Regions from separate parts of the Homo sapiens genome. Here region 2 is linked to region 1. Evidence: chromatin loops called from intact Hi-C (ENCODE). Cell type or tissue: heart left ventricle. All regions are shown on one strand. Links, peaks and the distances in the headings refer to the core of each region. The heading gives the core; the rest is flanking DNA. Region 1 has its middle 8.7 kb from the start of SMU1. Region 2 overlaps B4GALT1 (beta-1,4-galactosyltransferase 1).

Region 1 (13,310 bases), core at 306-5,305:
TTGAAATGATGTATTTGTAGATTTCCTGATGGCTTTCAGTCTTATCTGATTCTGTGCCTAAAGGTCTGCCATACAACTTGTCCATAACCTCTTAAATACTGCTTCTTTTGTCAAATCATCCTCTATTTCCTATCAATTCTTGAAGGACATGGTCTCCAAGGTTTCAAATGTTTTAGAGTCTCCATGCTTGCCTTGACATGTAGTGAGATATCAACATGGGTTATATGGTTTATGAGATACTCCTTCACTATTCTATCCCATAACAGCACAAAATTATTATAACTTCTTCCTTGAAAAGAAGACCCAGCTCATCGCAACAATAGCATATGTCCTCATTTTCTCTACCTAGTACTTGTCATGTTACTCTTAAATTCAGGTTACTTCTCTATTTTGTTTATACAAATAAATCTTCTCTATGATTACTTAACACCAGGTTTTATTCTAATATCCACCACACCTCTGCTTTCATTTTGAATGGAATGGCTTCTCTTCTTATGACTCCTATTACATCCAAGCTTGTTCATTATTTATAGATGTGAGCATCTTATTGCTTCATTATGTCTTTTGTAGTAACACCCTAGGATTTTGATATTGAACTACATATTACTCTATTTTATAACAAATTAATTTATTTTTATTTTTCCTATATATTTAGCATTATATTGATTTTTTCATTATCTGCGTAAGTAGATTTTTCTTTCTTTTTTAAGACAGAGTCTCACTCTGTTGCCTAGGCTGGAGTGCAGTGGCACCATCTCAGCTCACTGCAACCTCTGCCTCCTGGGTTCCAGTGATTCTTCTGCCTCAGCTTCCCAAGTAGCTGTGATTACAGGCACGCACCACCATGCCCAGCAAATTTTTGTATTTTTAGTAGAGACGGGTTTCGCCATGTTGGCCAGGCTGGTCTCGAACACCTGACCTCAAGTGATCCGCCCGCCTTGGCCTCCCAATGTGTAAGTAGATTATATTACTTATGAATTTCAGAACACTAAAAGGGATGTTACAAGAGATTTGGAGGTCCTTGAGCCTAATAGTATTGAGAACATGTTAAAGAGATGCCTATTAGTCATTGCTCCAAAATAATAACTCCAATCCCTTAATACTTTTCTTACTCTCCTTTTTTAACCTTGGAAAGATCTTTTAGAAAATAATATATTTTGTGATAAAGAAACATTTACATAAGTTCAACAATTCTTTTGGTTTCACTTCAGTTTCCTTTTATTCAGTCAATTACAGGTACAATTAAATTGATTAATTTTTCTCTAAAAAATAGCACATATTGATTGGCCAGGTGTGGTGGCTCACACCTATAATCCCTGTACTTTGGGAAGCCAAGGTGGGAAAATTGCTTGAGACCAGGAGCTCAAGACAAGGCTGGACAACATAGCAAGAGACCCCTTCTTCACAGAAAAATTAGCCTGGCATGGTGGCACACGCCCGTAGTTCCAGCAACTTGGGAGGCTGAGGCGGGAGGATTGGCTTGAGCCCAGGAGTTTGAGGCTGCAGTGAGCCATGATCGCACCACTGCGCTCCAGCCTGGGAGACAAAGTGAGACCCTGTCTCTAAAGAAAATAATAATAATAATAAAATTAAAATAGGCTAGGCATGGTGGCTCACGCCTGTAATCCCAGCACTTTGGGAGGCCAAGGTGGGTGGATCATCTGAGGTCAGGAGTTCGAGACCAGCCTGGCCAACATAGTGAAACCCCCCCATCTCTACCAAAAATACAAAAATTAGCTGGGCATGGTGGCACATGCCTGTAATCCCAGCTACTCAGGAGGCTAAGGGAAGAGATTCGCTTGAGCCCGGAAGGCGGAGGTTGGCCTGAGACGAGATTGCACCATTGCACTTTAGCCTGGGTGACACAGTGAGACTCCGTCTCAAAAAATAAAAATAAAAATAAAAAAGAAAGAAAGAAAACGTGGGGCAGTGGAGGGTGGGGAGTGTAAACTATACTCTGTCTGCATCACATGCTGCTTGACATAATCCCTGGTGCCAAGTAGCCTGTTTCAAGTCAGAACTTGTTATTTGCTGCTGTGCCCGTGGTTTATGCATTCACGTCAATGTGATCATGGGCACCATTCTTGAGAAATGAAACTTTATCATGACTAGCAAGCAGCCACAGAGGTATACCTATCCTTTGCTTCTTCGATATATTGGATTTTTAACCCCTGATTGACAGTCGATGCTGCTGGCATTGCAAACCCTCCTCATTCATGTTTATTCTGTAATAAAAAAGTGGAATATGATGTTTTTGTTACCATGTATAAGAAATTACAATCTTTACCTAGTTGGGGAGGATTTTTTTCCTTCCTGAACTGGTTGCTTATGTAAGTATTCTGTATTCCAACAATCCATCCATTTCCATGCTTTTCCCATACCCAAAAGTATAGCTTTTGTCACCTTGCTGATCTCTTGTTCACAAGTTGATAAATTTTGCCAATTCCTAAAGATCAATTTGTATAGAAATTTTGTTTTTAACACTAGACAAATGAGGTCTCTCACATCTCTCCATCCATATATAAATAAAGAAACAAGCAGGCACACACACAGACAACTTCTAAACTCTAAACCAGGCAGTTGTATTCACCAAGAATCTTTCCACCGCATACTCACAGGCTGGATCACAACCTCCTAGACCAAATTTCTAGTGAACAAAAGTAACCCCGAGGGAAATCCGGTCTCCTGATCCGCCCTGCTTTCCGGTAAATGGGCCCCCTCCCATAAGTCCATGTATCAGCAATCTATCTCTTGAATCCAGCAGAGGGCAGGACAGTCACAGAAAAACTACCATTGTAAACCTAGCCTCCAAATGTCTAACTGGTTAAGGAAAAGAGGTGGAGGGGAGAGAGATTCTTGGTCCTGCGGATAAAGGAAGTACTGTAGAAGGGAAAGTCAATATTTGAGTGCCAAAATGGGGCAAAAGGTTCGTTTTATTTTCTATTAAACTAGACCAGTTTCTTCTAACAGGATATAATAAGGCAAAGCAGAGAAAAAAATCACATAATTCTATGTGCTTTTTGCAGAACATGAATTTTAAGTTATGAGAGTTAAATGAGTTAATTCATACAAAACACAACAGTGCCTGGCATGTAGCGAGCACTAAGTAAGAGTTTGTTGTTATTGTTGTTGTTGTTGTCGTTGTTGTTGTTGTAGAGATAGCGTCTTGCTATGTTGCCCAGGCTGGTCTTGAACTTCTGGCCTCAAGCCATTCTCCCTCCTCGGCTTCCCAAAGTGTTGGGATTGCAGGTGTGAGCCATCATACCTGGCCTATTATTATATATTAAGATGTCAAAGCCCTTCTATTATTTATGCTTCTTACCACAATAAGAAAATAAATACTATAAGTCAAAATAAAGTCTAAAACTGGTCTGTTTTGGAGTGAGGAACTCCTCTCTTTAGTGTGATACTGCTGTCACAGATGGGCTTGTACCCTGCTCATGCTCCACCAGCTGGAAGCTGGCTGGTCTCCAGTAGTCCACTTTGTCTGGACCCCTGAAATCCCTGTCCATGTCTCATTGGCCAGTTCAGCCTCCGTGATGCAAAGCTGCTACGGTGTGTGTAGCCAGCATCTCCTTTATTTACACAGAAAGGGTTCCTCCCTCAAGGCTGGCGCTCAAATGGGGACCTGTTTCCCACACCACGACTTGTTAGCATTTGTGGTTCCAGAGGCTTCCCTTAGCACACCTTTGATCTGGGATCTGTACAAACAGAATACACAGGGCCAGGCCGCAAGAGTGCCAGCAGCTACCTGCACTTTCCCCACAGGGAAAGTGCTTTCCCACTGTTGTCCTTTTTCTAAAATAGCATCTCTCATCTCCCTACTCAGACTGCTTTTCTACTTTCCAGGGACTCTAGGGCACAGAATAAGTCTTAAATTTGTATGCCTGGGATGCTTGATCTTTCACAAGACAGAGGGGAGGGTTCCAGCCTCGTTCCCCATTTTATCCCTACCCTTGGAGCCGTCTGGGATCCTCCATTCTCTAATTGCAATGAACAGTTTTGGGGGTGTCTGGCAAGCTCACAGTTCCCCTTTCTTTCTTCCTTCCTATCATGTATAGTGAGAAGAGAAGTACTTTGATAAAATGTGGCTTTCGGCGACCCCACCCTGTGGTCACTAAAGATACACACACAGGAACAGGTAAGAAATACACATATAGGCATGTGCACATACACAGGTAAGACATGCATATACAGAAACACATAAAATAATGTGGCAGACATGGAAACTTTGACGCACACAAAGACACACACCCCCACAATCCTGTGGCTTAAGGAAGTAAGATTTTCCCCCGGGTATTGTTTTTCTTGTTGACTCTGGTCACTGTGGTGCCCACGTGGCACATCCACAGTTCTTAGAAAAAGGACAGAAGCACAAAGCCTCTACCAAGTTAGAAACAAAGGCCCTGGCACAGCCCAGCCCTGGCTCACCAGTCCAGGATGCCTGTCCTACCTTCATCTCCTGGAACTGTAGTTCTGGCTCAAATGGTGCCCCAGGGGATCTCAGCCAAGGAAAACAGAGGCTGCCCAGGCACTGAGTGCCACTGGGCCAGCTGGCCCAGACCAAACATTCAAGCTCTGATGCTCAGAGCCCCCACCGTCTGCAACCCAAGCATCTCTTTCCCACACAGGCCAGCCTTACCTCATGTAGCAGCCTGCTGCGGAGGCGAAACCAAGGGTGAGGAGGGTGAGGTTGGAGAGATAGGTTAGAAAATGGGGTTGGGCATCATTCTGAGCAAACTATCGCAAGGACAGAAAACCAAACACCGTATGTTCTCACTCATAGGTGGGAATTGAACAATGAGAACACTTGGACATGAGGTGGGGAACATCACACACCAGGGCCTGTCGTGGGGTGAGGGGAGGGGAGAGGGATAGCATTAGGAGAAATACCTAATGTAAATGATGAGTTAATGGGTGCAGCACACCAACATGGCACATGTATACATATGTAACAAACCTGCACGTTGTGCACGTGTACCCTAGAACTTAAAGTATAATAATAATTAAAAGAAAAAGAAAATGGGGTTGGGGAGCAAGAGGTATGACTAAGTAGGGGGGTGACATGTTTAAATTTCCACGTTTGAGTGCCCAACACATGGAACAGTGCCTGACACACAATAAATGTGAATGGCTCTGGTAGCTTCATGAAAAGGGGGCTGGAAACTGATGGTCCTGATGGCAGGAAGCTCAGTCAGGAGCATCCGATCATGTGAGAGTTGGGTGGGGGCTTGCTCTGGGGCTGAGGATGAGGTAGGAGTGAAAAGAGAAAGAAATGGAAGTGACTGTGGATGTGATAAGAAAGGCTGTTTAGGCCAGGCGTGGTGGTTCACGCTTATAACCCCAGCACTTAGGGTGGCTGAGGCGGGTGGATCACATGAGGTCAGGAGTTCGAGACCAGCCTAGCCAACATGGTGAAACCCCATCTCTACTAATAATACAAAAATCAGCCGGGTGTGGTGGCAGGCGCTTGTAATCCCAACTACTCGGGAGGCTGAGGCAGGAGAATTGCTTGAACCTGGGAGGCAGAGGTTGCAGCAAACCAAGATCATGCCACTGCAGTCCAGCCTGGGCGATGGTGAATAAAAAAAGCTGATTAGAGCTGAGACCCTGGGCTCTGACTCATGCTAATTAAAACAGTAGTAAGGCAGACATAGAAAGCCAGCTTGTTAATTTACTGTGAGAAACATACCTGTCATGAGGATGGGAAATACATGCATCAGCATAGGCGTTCCCATCAGCATACAAACATGATCTGGTCTCTCTCACTCTTAAAATTCTTCCTTGACCTATATCATTTCTCTTCATACTCCACCTCATTTCTTTGCTTTCCTTCATAGCCAAACTTCTAGAAAGAGTTGCCCCCAAAATGCTGTTTGTACTCCCTCAATCTGTTCACGCCCACCCTATTCCAATCTGACTTTCATCTCTACTATTCCCTGAGGTCTTCTCATGTCAAAGTCACTGATGATTTTCCTGTTGCCAAATCCAAGAGGCTTACCTAGTTCTTCATCTAGAGGAAATGGAGACTCAGCAGGTTAAACAGAGTTTCACTTCTTGCAATTTGGTCCAGCCCCCTCATGAGGACAACTGGAAAATAAGAAACAAATCTGCTTATAGGCATAGAAGAGATAATAAATTGGTGTTTGGGACTACTTTTTACCTGGAGGGAATTTGTCCATGCTCGAATGAATGACCAGAGGAAGATGGCTTTTTTAAACAGGAGGACAGTTATTGAAGTTTAGGGCTAGCCAAAATAAGAAGCCCTGGGCTGGGCATGGTGGCTTACCCCTGTAATCCCAGCACTTTGGGAGGCCAAGGCGGGTGGATCACAAGGTCAGGAGATTGAGACCATCCTGGCTAACACGGTGAAACCCCGTCTCTACTAAAAATACAAAAAATTAGCCGGGCGTGGTGTGGGTGCCTGTAGTCCCAGCTACTCGGGAGGCTGAGGCAGGAGAATGGCATGAACCCAGGAGGCAGAGCTTGCAGTGAGCCAAGATCACGCCACTGCACTCCAGCCTGGGCTACAAAGTGAGACTCCATCTCAAAAAAATAAAAAACAAAAATTAGCCGGTGTCGTAGCAGGCACCTGTAATCCCAGCTACTCAGGAGGCTGAGGCAGGAGAATCACTTGAACCTGGGAGGTGGAGATTGCAGTGAGCCGAGATTGCACTGTTGCACTCCAGGCTGGGCTATAAGAGCAAAACTCCGTCTCAAAAAAAAAAAAAAAAAAAAAAAAGGGCTCCTGGTTCCAAGATGGCCTAATAGGAACAGCTCCAGTCTACAGCTCCCAGCGTTAGTGACGCAGAAGACGGTGATTTCTGCATTTCCAACTGAGGTACCAGGTTCATCTCACTGGGGCTTGTTGGACAGTGGGTGCAGTCCACAGAGTGTGAGCCAAAGCAAGGTGGGGTGTTGTCTCACCCAGGAAGCACAAGGGGTCAGGGAATTCCCTTTCCTAGCCAAGGGAAGCCGTGACAGATGGTACCTGGAAAATCGGGACACTCCCACCCTAATACTATACTTTTCCAATGGCCTTAGTAAATGGCACACCAGGAGATTATATCCCGCGCGTGGCTCGGGGGGGTCCCAGGCCCACAGAGCCTCACTCACTGCTAGCACAGCAGTCTGAGATCAAACTGCAAGGCAGCAGTGAGGCTGGGGGAGGGGCATCTGCCATTGCTGAGGCTTGACTAGGTAAACAAAGCAGCTGGGAAGTTCGAACTGGGTGGAGCCCACCGCAGCTCAAGGAGGCCTGCCTGCCTCTGTAGACTCCACCTCTGGGAGCAGGGCATAGCTGAACAAAAGGCAGGAGAAACTTCTGCAGACTTAAACGTCCCTGTCTGACAGCTTTGAAGAGAGTAGTGGTTCTCCCAGCACAGAGTTTGAGATCTAAGAACGGACAGACTGCCTCCTCAAGTGGGTCTGTGACCCCCGAGTAGCCTAACTGGGAGATACCTCCAAGTAGGGGCAGACTGACACGTCGTACAGCCGGGTGCCCCTCTGAGACGAACCTTCCAGAGGAAGGATTAGGCAGCAACATTTGCCGTTCTGCAATATTTGCTGTTCTGCAGCCTCTGCTAGTGATACCCAGGCAAACAGGGTCTGGAGTGGACCTCCAGCAAACTCCAACAGACCTGCAGCTGAGGGTCCTGACTATTAGAAGGAAAACTAACAAACAGAAAGGACATTCACACCAAAACCCCATCTGTACATCACCACCATCAAAGACCAAAGGTAGATAAAACCACAAAGATGGGGAGAAACCAGAGCAGAAAAGCTGAAAATTCTAAAAATCAGAGCACATCTTCTCCTCCAAAGTAACACAGCTCCTCACCAGCAACGGAACAAAGCTGGACGGGGAATGACTTTGATGAGTTGAGAGAAGAAGGCTTCAGACAATCGGTAATAACAAACTTCTCTGAGCTAAAGGAGGAAGTTCAAACTCATCACAAAGGAGCTAAAAACCTTGAAGAAAGATTAGATGAATGGCTAACTAGAATAAACAGTGCAAAGAAGACCTTAAATGACCTGATGGACTGAAAACCATGGCACAAGAACTACGTGACGCATGCACAAGCTTCAGTAGCCGATTCGATCAACTGGAAGAAAGGGTATCAGTGACTGAAGATCAAATGAATGAAATGAAGCAAGAAGAGAAGTTTAGAGAAAAAAGAGTAAAAAGAAACAAAGCCTCCAAGAAATATGGGACTATGTGAAAAGACCAAATCTATGTCTGATTGGTGTACCTGAAAGTGACGGGGAGAATGGAACCAAGCTGGAAAACACTCTGCAGGATATTATCCAGGAGAAATTCCCCAACCTAGCAAGGCAGGCCAACATTCAAATTCAGGAAATACAGAGAACGCCACAAAGATACTCCTCGAGAAGAGCAACTCCAAGACACCTAATTGTCAGATTCACCAAAGTTGAAATGAAGGAAAAAATATTAAGGGCAGCCGGAGAGAAAGGTCGGGTTACCCACAAAGGGAAGCCCATCAGACTAACAGTGGATCTCTTGGCAGATATTCTAAAAGCCAGAAGAGAGTGGGGGCCAATATTCAACATTCTTAAAGAGAAGAATTTTCAGCCCAGAATTTCATATCCAGCCAAACTAAGCTTCATAAATGAAGGAGAAATAAAATCCTTTACAGACAAGCAAATGCTGAGAGATTTTTGTCACCACCAGGCCTGCCCTAAAAGAGCTCCTGAAGGAAGCACTAAACATGCAAAGGAACAACCAGTACCAGCCACTGCAAAAACATGCCAAATTGTAAAGATCATCGATGCTAGGAAGAAACTGCATCAACTAACGAGCAAAATAACCAGCTAACATCATAATGGCAGGATCAAATTCACACATAACAATATTAACTTTTAATGTAAATGGACTAAATGTTCCAATTAAAAGACACAGACTGGCAAATTGGATAAAGAGTCAAGACCCATCAGTGTACTGTATTGAGGAGACCTATCTCATGTGCAGAGACACACATAGGCTCAAAATAAAGGGATGGAGGAAGATCTACCAAGCAAATGGAAAACAAAAAAAAAAGCATGGGTTGCAATCCTAGTCTCTGATAAAATGGACTTTAGACCAACAAAGATCAAAAGAGAAAAAGAAGGCCATTACATAATGGTAAAGGGATCAATTCAACAAGAAGAGCTAACTATCCTAAATATATATGCACCCAATACAGGAGCACCCAGATTCATAAAGCAAGTCCTTAGAGACCTACAAAGAGACTTAGACTCCCACACAATAATAATGGGAGACTTTAACACCCCACTGTCAACATTAGACAGATCAACGAGACAGAAAGTTAACAAGGATATCCAGGAATTGAATTCAGCTCTGCACCAAGCGGACCTAATAGACATCTACAGAACTCTCCACCCCAAATCAACAGAATATACATTCTTCTCAGCACCACATTGCACTTATTCCAAAAGTGACCACATAGTTGGAAGTAAAGCACTCCTCAGCAAATGTAAAAGGACAGAAATCACAACAAACTGTCTCTCAGACCACAGTGCAATCAAACCAGAACTCAGGATTAAGAAACTCACTCAAAACCACTCAACTACATGGAAACTGAACAACCTGCTCCTGAATGACTACTGGGTACATAACAAAATGAAGGCAGAAATAAAGATGTTCTTTGAAACCAATGAGAACAAAGACCCAACATACCAGAATCTCCGGGACACATTTAAAGCAGTGTGTAGAGGGAAATTTATAGCACTAAATGCCCACAAGAGAAAGCAGGAAAGATCTAAAATTGACACCCTAACATCACAATTCAAAGAACTAGAGAAGCAAGAGCAAACACATTCAAAAGCTAGCAGAAGGCAAGAAATAACTAAGATCAGAGCAGAACTGAAGGAGATAGAGACACAAAAAACCCTTCAAAAAATCAATGAATAGAGGAGGTGGTTTTTTGAAAAGATCAACAAAATTTATAGACCGCTAGCAAGACTAATAAAGAAAAGAGAGAAGAATCAAATAGATGCAGTAAAAAATGATAAAGGGGATATCACCACCGATCCCACAGAAATACAAACTACCATCAGAGAATACTATAAACACCTCTATGCAAATAAACTAGAAAATCTAGAAGAAATGGACAAATTCCTGGACACATACACCCTCCCAAGACTAAACCAGGAAGAAGTTGAATCCCTGAATAGACCAATAACAGGCTCTGAAATTGAGGCAATAATTAATAGCTTACCAACCAAAAAAAGTCCAGGACCAGACAGATTCACAGCCGAATTCTACCAGAGGTACAAAGAGGAGCTGGTACCACTCCTTCTGAAACTATTCCGATCAACAGAAAAAGAGGGAATCCTCCCTAACTCATTTTATGAGGCCAGCATCATCCTGATACAAAAGCCTTGCAGAGACACAACAAAAAAAGAGAATTTTAGACCAATATCTCTGATGAACATCAATGCGAAAATCCTCAATAAAATACTGGCAAACTGAATCCACCAGCACATCAAAATGTTATCCACTACGATCAAGTGGGCTTCATCCCTGGGATACAAGGCTGGTTCAATATATGCAAATCAATAAACGTAATCCAGCATATAAACAGAACCGAAGACAAAAACCACATGATTATTTCCATAGATGCAGAAAAGGCCTTCAACAAAATTCAACAGCCCTTCATGCTAAAAACTCTCAATAAATTAGGTATTGATGGGACGTATCTCAAGTTAATAAGAGCTATTTATGACAAACCCACAGCCAATATCATACTGAATGGGCAAAAACTGGAAGCATTCCCTTTGAAAACTGGCACTAGACAGGGATGCCCTCTCTCACCACTCCTATTCAACCTAGTGTTGGAAGTTCTGGCCAGGACAATCACGCAGGAGAAAGAAATAAAGGGTATTCGATTAGGAAAAGGGGAAGTCAAATTTTCCCTGTTTGCAGATGACATGATTGTATATTTAGAAAACCCCATCGTCTCAGCCCCAAATCTCCTTAAGCTGATCAGCAACTTCAGCAAAGTCTCAGGATACAAAATCAATGTGCAAAAACCACAAGCATTCCTATACACCAATAACAGACAAACAGAGAGCCAAATCATGAGTTAGCTCCCATTCACAATTGCTTCAAAGAGAATAAAAGACCTAGGAATCCAACTTATAAGGGATGTGAAGGACCTCTTCAAGGAGAACTACAAACCACTGCTCAACGGAATAAAAGAGGACACAAACAAATGGAAGAACATTCCATGCTCATCAATATCGTGAAAATGGCCATACTGCCCAAGGTAATTTACAGATTCAATGCCATCCCCATCAAGCTACCAATGACTTTCCACACAGAATTGGAAAAAACTACTTTAAAGTTCATGTGGAACCAAAAAAGAGCCTGCATTGCCAAGTCAAACCTAAGCCAAAAGAACAAAGCTGGAGACATCACGCTACCTGACTTCAAACTATCCTACAAGGCTACAGTAACCAAAACAGCACGGTACTGGTACCAAAACAGAGATATAGACCAATGGAACAGAACAGAGCCCTCAGAAATAATGCTGCATATCTACAACTATCTGATCTTTGGCAAACCTGACAAAAACAAGAAATGAGGACAGGATTCCCTATTTAATAAATGGTGCTGGGAAAACTGGCTAGCCATATGTAGAAAGCTGAAACTGGATCCCTTCCTTACACCTTATACAAAAATTAATTCAAGATGGATTAAAGACTTAAATGTTAGACCTAAAACCATAAAAACCCTAGAAGAAAACCTAGGCAATACCATTCAGGCCATAGGCATGGACAAGGACTTCATGACTGAAGCACCAAAAGCAATGGCAACAAAAGCCAAAATTGACAAATGGGATCTAATTAAACTAAAGAGCTTCTGCACAGCGAAAGACACTACCATCAGAGTGAACAGGCAACATACAGAATGGGAGAAAATTTTTACAATCTACCTATCTGACAAAGGGCTAATATCCAGAATCTACAAAGAACTTAAACAAATTTACAAGAAAATATCAAACAACCCCATCAAAAATTACACAAAGGATATGAACAGACACTTCTCAAAAGGAGACATTTATGCGGCCAACAGACACCCAAAAAAATGCCCATCATCACTGGCCATCAAAGAAATGCAAATCAAAACCACAACGAGATGCCATCTCACACCAGTTAGAATGGCGAACATTAAAAAGTCAGGAAACAACAGGTGCTGGAGAGGATGTGGAGAAATAGGAACGCTTTTACACTGTTGGTGGGACTGTAAACTAGTTCAACCATTGTGGAAGACAGTGTGGCGATTCCTCAAGGATCTAGAACTAGAAATACCATTTGACCCAGCCATCCCATTACTGGGTATATACCCAAGGGATTATAAATCGTGCTGCTATAAAGACACATGCACACGTATGTTTATTGCAGCACTATTCACAATAGCAAAGACTTGGAATCAACCCAAATGTCCATCAATGACAGGCTGGATTAAGAAAACGTGGCACATATGCACCATGGAATACTATGCAGCCATAGAAAAGGATGGGTTATGTCTTTTGTAGAGACATGGATGAAGCAGGAAACCATCATTCTGAGCAAACTGTCGCAAGGACAAAAAACCAAACACTGCATGTTCTCACTCAGGTGGGAATTGAAGGATGAGAACACTTGGACACAGGGCGGGGAACATCACACACCAGGGCCTGTTGGGGGTGGGGGGAGGGGGGAGGGATAGCATTAGGAGAATTACCTAATGTGAATGACGAGTTAATGGGTGCAGCACACCAACATGGCACATGTATACATATGTAACAAGACTGCACGTCGTGTGCATGTACCCTAGAGCTTAAAGTATTCAAAAAAAAAAAAAAGGAGCCCTAATGAACCTCCCCAAGTTGAGATATGGAACAGCTGAACCTTGGAAGTAAGGGTGAATTACAAGTAGACAGACCCTAATTGGAATCAGCTTCAAATCATCTCCATCCCTGCAACTAGAATAAGGTAATTCTGGAATGCCATTGCCTCTGAAGAGCCTGGCAGAAGCAAATTTAAAGCCTTTCTGGAGGAAGACATCACAGGCCTCAACTTATTGCTATAAGCAATTTTTTGCATTGTATTTTGCAAATACAATTTCTGGCTCATGAAGAGATAATATAGCATGAATGAAAACCAGCAAAACCAGTAGACAATAGAAATAACTCCACAGGGGCTCCAAATGTTGGCATGATAACAAACCAACTTTAAAGTAACTATGTTTACCATCCTCAAAGGCATCGTTAAGAATTTCAGCAGAGGACTGGGAATAATAAAAA
Region 2 (5,000 bases), core at 1-5,000, 78 kb after region 1:
TGTCAAGATGACCATATCCTCTGGCCTAGAAATTCTTCCCCAGGAATTTATCCCAGGAAAGTAATTCAACTGAAGCAAAGAGCTACACACTACAAAAATGTTCATATCTAGATTATCGACGATAGTGAAACCTGGAATAGTGTATGCTAATGGAATATCTATAAGGATACTAGACAGCAACAAAAGATAATTAGGATAATCATAAACAACATAACATTTTATAAGATAATGTTGGATAAAAATGGCTGCATGCAAACAGTTTCACTCTACAACTGCATTGGAATATATGCATTGGAATATGTATGCATTTGAAAAGTAATAGCAAGCTCTGTTACAGAAGTGGGAGCATGTTCTGTTACAATGGTAAGTAGAATTTTTTTTAACATTTAACATGGTAACATTGTATTTTCAACTAAAAAAAAAAAAGGTCCTATAAAGCAAAAGCCAAAATCTTCACAAATAAGCATTATACTACCAATAATAAATAACATATATTCACAACTTATTCTGTGTTAGGCACTGTTTTAAGCCCTTTCGTGGCTACTACCTGTATTTCATAACATCTATGAGGTGGATACTGTTATTGCCATTTTACAAGTGAGAACACTGAGGCACAGAGAGGATAACAACTTTCTTAAATCAAATACCACAGTGTGACAGAAAGAAACATTCCTTGTGCCATTTCTACGGGTCATCCACCTGCTAAAATTTTTATGTCTGCTTAGACAGACATGATGAAATCCTTAGCAGAAGCCTCATGGGTAGTGAGCTTCAAAAGGAATTCCAGAGGCCTTTCACGTTGCATATACAACCAGGTTTTCCCCCCCACTCGCCAAACTGGAATCTAGGAGGTAGAGAAAGACAGAGGCTAAAGACCAGCAGGCCCAGCCCACTCAAATTTCAGAAAGACAACAGAGACCAAAGGAGTTAGGACTTGCCTAAAATGATGTAATGAATTAGAAAAAGAATAAAGACCAGGGCTCGGAATCCTCACTCCAGCAGCCTTCAAGGCTTGCTCCTACCCTCTGCAGACCAAGAAATCCCTCTCTGCAGCTCTCTTCCCTTTCAACTGCCTCCCTTTGATCCCTCAGTCCAGCTACCCTCAGACTTCCTCTGTCCATAACAGTCCAAACTGCACCACCTTCTCTTTCTTTTATCATCTTCAGCTCACTCTGCCTCCATTTCCTTTCCTCTCCTGCCCTGCTGGTAAAGGTGTGCAACTTTTGGAATTTCAGCTTTAGTATTCTTTCCACATGACAGCAAGTAGAGGAAATCGCAGGTTACTTTTAGCAGTAGACTCCTGCCCTTCCAATAAGGGAGACTGTTCAAACATACTGAGAGACAGAGATGCTAAAATCAACGTCTGGAAGAGAGGTCCTTCATTCTGACTCTGGCCCTGGCCCAGACCACCCATTTGGCTCCCTGCACCTCCTCAGTACCCTCAAAGCACCCAGGCTTCCTCTCTCTGACCACACCATATTGCCAGAGTCTATCTACTACTACTAAGGGACTGCCCAAGAGTGGGGGCCTCTCTTGTTCATGTCTATCTCTCACACTTCATATAGTGTAGTTACCAATAAAAGTTTGCTGAATGAGGAAATGAGTCCCTGTTCATTCTCTTCCTGGGGGGAGGGGGTCTCTCCTGACTTTGGTGTGAAGACTCAATTCTACCTATTCTTGGGCAGGCAGGGACTCTGCCCAGAGTACTCCTCTAAATGTCAGGCGCTACCCAACACCTTAATACCACATCCCCACAATCCCATAACGCAAATACCAGCTTCCCTAGGCCGCACCCTGAACTCCACATCCTTTCCTGTTTCTTTTTTTGTTGTTGATTTTTTTCAAGCTGGCAGTGTCCTGCAACACCAATGACAGCTCTGCGGTTTCAGGATGTCAAAGGCAAAAGGCCATTATGCAAAACAGGAAGAAACTTTGAAAGAAAAAAACTTAAGGCATTTTTAGAATATACTCTGTCATGGGGCCAAGCAATGATTGAATCCCCTGCCAGGGACCCTCCCCATGACCTCTAGGCCCCCGTGGTGGGGCAGGAAGGAGCCTGACCTCACACTGTATCCGTCACACTGCTGACATAATCCTGCCCCTTCCCTCAGTGCAACCTCGCCCTAGCACTCCAGGCTTTGTGCCAAATGACCCCGGCAGACAAAACTGCTCCTCAGAGAGAATTTATCTCCACTGAGGACATTCTAAAGGGAGTAACTTCAAAGTATACTCCTTGGGAATAGCCTGGCACACTGGCCTGAGGCTTTATTGATCTAACCCACCTGAATCAGCCCCAACTGAGAACCAGGTTCTGCCTCTCCCTAAGAGAGCTTCTCCCTAAGAGAATTCCTAGAAACCTAAAGTTTCTCACTATGGCTCCTCCCTAGATCTCAGGACCACCTGGAGGTGGGAGAGCTGTGCTATATGTTTCAGAATCTGATTTGCAAGCTTGCTCCCACCTTCCTGTGCGTCACATCTCAATGATGTCAACAGCACTGGTTTAGCTAGCTGTTGTTCACCCACAACCACAGCCCCAGAGCCACAGTAGTCCACAGAAGTCCAGCACAGGGACTTAGCTGCTAAAGAAACAAATGGAGAAGTTACTGAGAAAGCATCACCCCCACCGATTCTGTTCACAGCAGATTTCTGCTCAGCCAGATCCTAAGAGCCTATCCTGCAGCCTGGCCCTTTGCCCCTGCCCCCAGGCACTTCCTGGACCTAGTTTCTTTTTTAATCAGAATTCTAGACACATTGTTCAGCAATAAGTGATACTCATCTGCCAGCACTAAGCAAATCTGGAATTTCCAATGAGTCTATCCTTTTGTAAGACTGGCTTGAAAATCTAGCCCTTCTCAAAAAACATTCAACACTTTTTTTCCTTTTTTAGAAAGCTCTCCTACAGAAACCATCCAAAAAGTACATAAAGCTTTCTGCACAAGCATCACTACATCACTAAGAAAAAACAAAAACTATATATGTATATGTGTGTGTTCAGCAACAGTTGAATGATTTTTTTAAGTTATGGCATATTCAGCTGACAGACTATGATACTGCCTTTGTGATTTTTAAAGGTATAGGGTCAAGTCTGTGACAGAATCTTAAATGAAAAATGCTGAACACCAGGCTATCTACATGAATCTATGTCAATCTATCTGTTCATCTATAAAGACAACAGCTATAACACTGGGTGTGGTGACTGACACCTATAATCCCAGCGCTTTGGGAGGCCAAGGCAGGTGAATCACTTGAGCTCTGGAGTTCGAGACCAGCCTAGGCAACATGGCAAAACCCCATCTCTACAAAAAATACAAAAATTAGTCAGGCATGGCGGTGTGCACCTGTGGTCCCAGCAACTCGGGAGACTGAAGTGGGAGAATCGCTTAGCCCGAGAGGTCGAGGCTGCAGTGAGCCGTGATCACTGCACTCCAGCCTGGGTGACAGAGCAAAAACCCTGTCTCAAAAAGAAAAAGAAAAAAAAATATATCAGCTATATTCTTAAACATGAAAAAGACTAGTAGGAAATATGCCGGTATGTTTCTTTTGGGTGATAGGAATTTGGGTGTGCTTTTATATCTCTTTCAACTTTTCAAATTATTTTCAATGAGCCTGCATTACTTTTTACTTTTAAAATGAAGGAAGAGATTATCCCCCCTCAAAAGGCAAAAGCAAAGACCCATACCCCTATCCCTATCCCCAACATCTCTGTGAGGCAAGTCATTCTCTCTCTCTCTCTCTCTCTCTCTGCCTGGGCTTTGTGAGGGGCTCTGGAGAAGCAGCGGGTGTGGGGAGTGGATAGAGAAGCAGCTACATAACACACCCAGACCAGACTTTAAAATCACTGCCAAAGAATTCAGCAACAGCCAATTATATAGCCCCTGGCCTTCATTTGTGCAGGGAAGGGGCGGGCTGAGGCCAAGCCGCAAAGTGGAACCTGAAGCACTGAGTGTGTGACTCACCCCTCTGTCTTCTAAGGACAAATCCCTTTAGGCCACATTCACCCAGAACCAGCTCCCCACTAAACCCTGTCCCCCACCCCCAAGCCCCACTCTCCAACCTGGAGGTCTCTGACTTACAGAACAATATCCTGAGATCACTCCTTGAGCTAGTGACCGCCTCAGCTCACCCGGCAATGGCCCAGATCAACACAGAGGCCCCTACAACTCAGGTCTCAGGTCTCTACAATCTTAATCGCAGTCTGGCTCCCAGGAACCCCTACCAAGTTTAGGGACAGGAGGGACCCTGTGAGTCTAATCCCATGCCTTGTTAATTCCCCTAGGAGCCAGGGTCTGGCTGGCTGGCCTTACAGTGACCTCACTGCCCAGGGACCACACCAGTCTATACCAAAGCCAAATGTAAAACTGTCACCATGCCAGGCCCTCAAAGGATTTAAGCTTCAAGGGCAGACCATTTGTCCTAAAACAACTGGATTGCTGCTCCACTGGACAAGAAAAACTGGAATTTCCAGGTAGATGTGGGTTCAAGCAGAATTCCAGTCTCTGCTTCTTCATAGTAAGAGCAGAGAACAAAGAGTAAGAAACAAGGTACAGGAGGCACTGGGTAAACAGATAGCAGGGAAATCAGCAGGTATGACTACTGAATAAACCTCTTTCACAAACACACACCCATAGCCCAGCTGAGTGCAAAGGGGATGAGCCTGCCGGCCCTGTTCCTTAAGTCTGGATGGTCCCTAGGGTGGAATCTGTGGAAAGCTTGGACTGCCTTGCTATTAACTGCCCCATAATTCCCAACCCATAAATTAGCTTAGTCCCAGCCTGGAAATCCCTACCCTGCTGCTACCCAAAGACCATAATACCCAGTGATATCTCATTATAATCATTATAAAGCAGCAAGTTAAAGATTACTCAGCAGAACTAATGCATAGCTTCAGAAATTAGAGGAAAATTTTCACACAACCAAATAAAACCAGGGCTGGAGAATTTTGATATGAACTTGGAGTTTCTGAAAGAAGAAAGGAAGAAATGAAGGAGGGAGGGGAGTGA

Evidence for each region. Hi-C counts contacts between places; a loop is a spot of excess contacts. Peaks named below come from ENCODE experiments on the same cell type or tissue, not always from the same donor. Only the 100,000 strongest peaks of a DNase experiment are listed, where the experiment ranks them.
Region 2: a loop joins it to region 1, with 7 times the contacts of the local background. A loop is called at or near these places in 51 of 110 quality-filtered maps.

What each region holds. Positions count from the first base shown.
Region 1 is chr9:33,078,699-33,092,008 of GRCh38, forward strand. No RefSeq gene overlaps it. Among named protein-coding and RNA genes, the nearest start is that of SMU1, 8.7 kb to the left of the region's middle. RefSeq lists an enhancer at 3,950-3,999. In heart left ventricle, for the core only: a CTCF peak has its summit at 2,748 (motif pointing right); no DNase peak of the experiment used is centred there; H3K27ac peaks cover 434 bases.
Region 2 is chr9:33,157,304-33,162,303 of GRCh38, forward strand. The region is part of intron 1 of B4GALT1 (beta-1,4-galactosyltransferase 1); the gene reads right to left. Among named protein-coding and RNA genes, the nearest start is that of B4GALT1-AS1, 7.1 kb to the right of the region's middle. RefSeq lists enhancers at 1,720-1,779, 1,890-2,069, 2,100-2,239, 3,658-3,787, 3,807-4,801. In heart left ventricle, for the core only: no CTCF peak of the experiment used is centred there; DNase peaks (open chromatin) are centred at 2,098, 2,677 and 3,918; H3K4me3 peaks cover 597 bases; H3K27ac peaks cover 5,000 bases.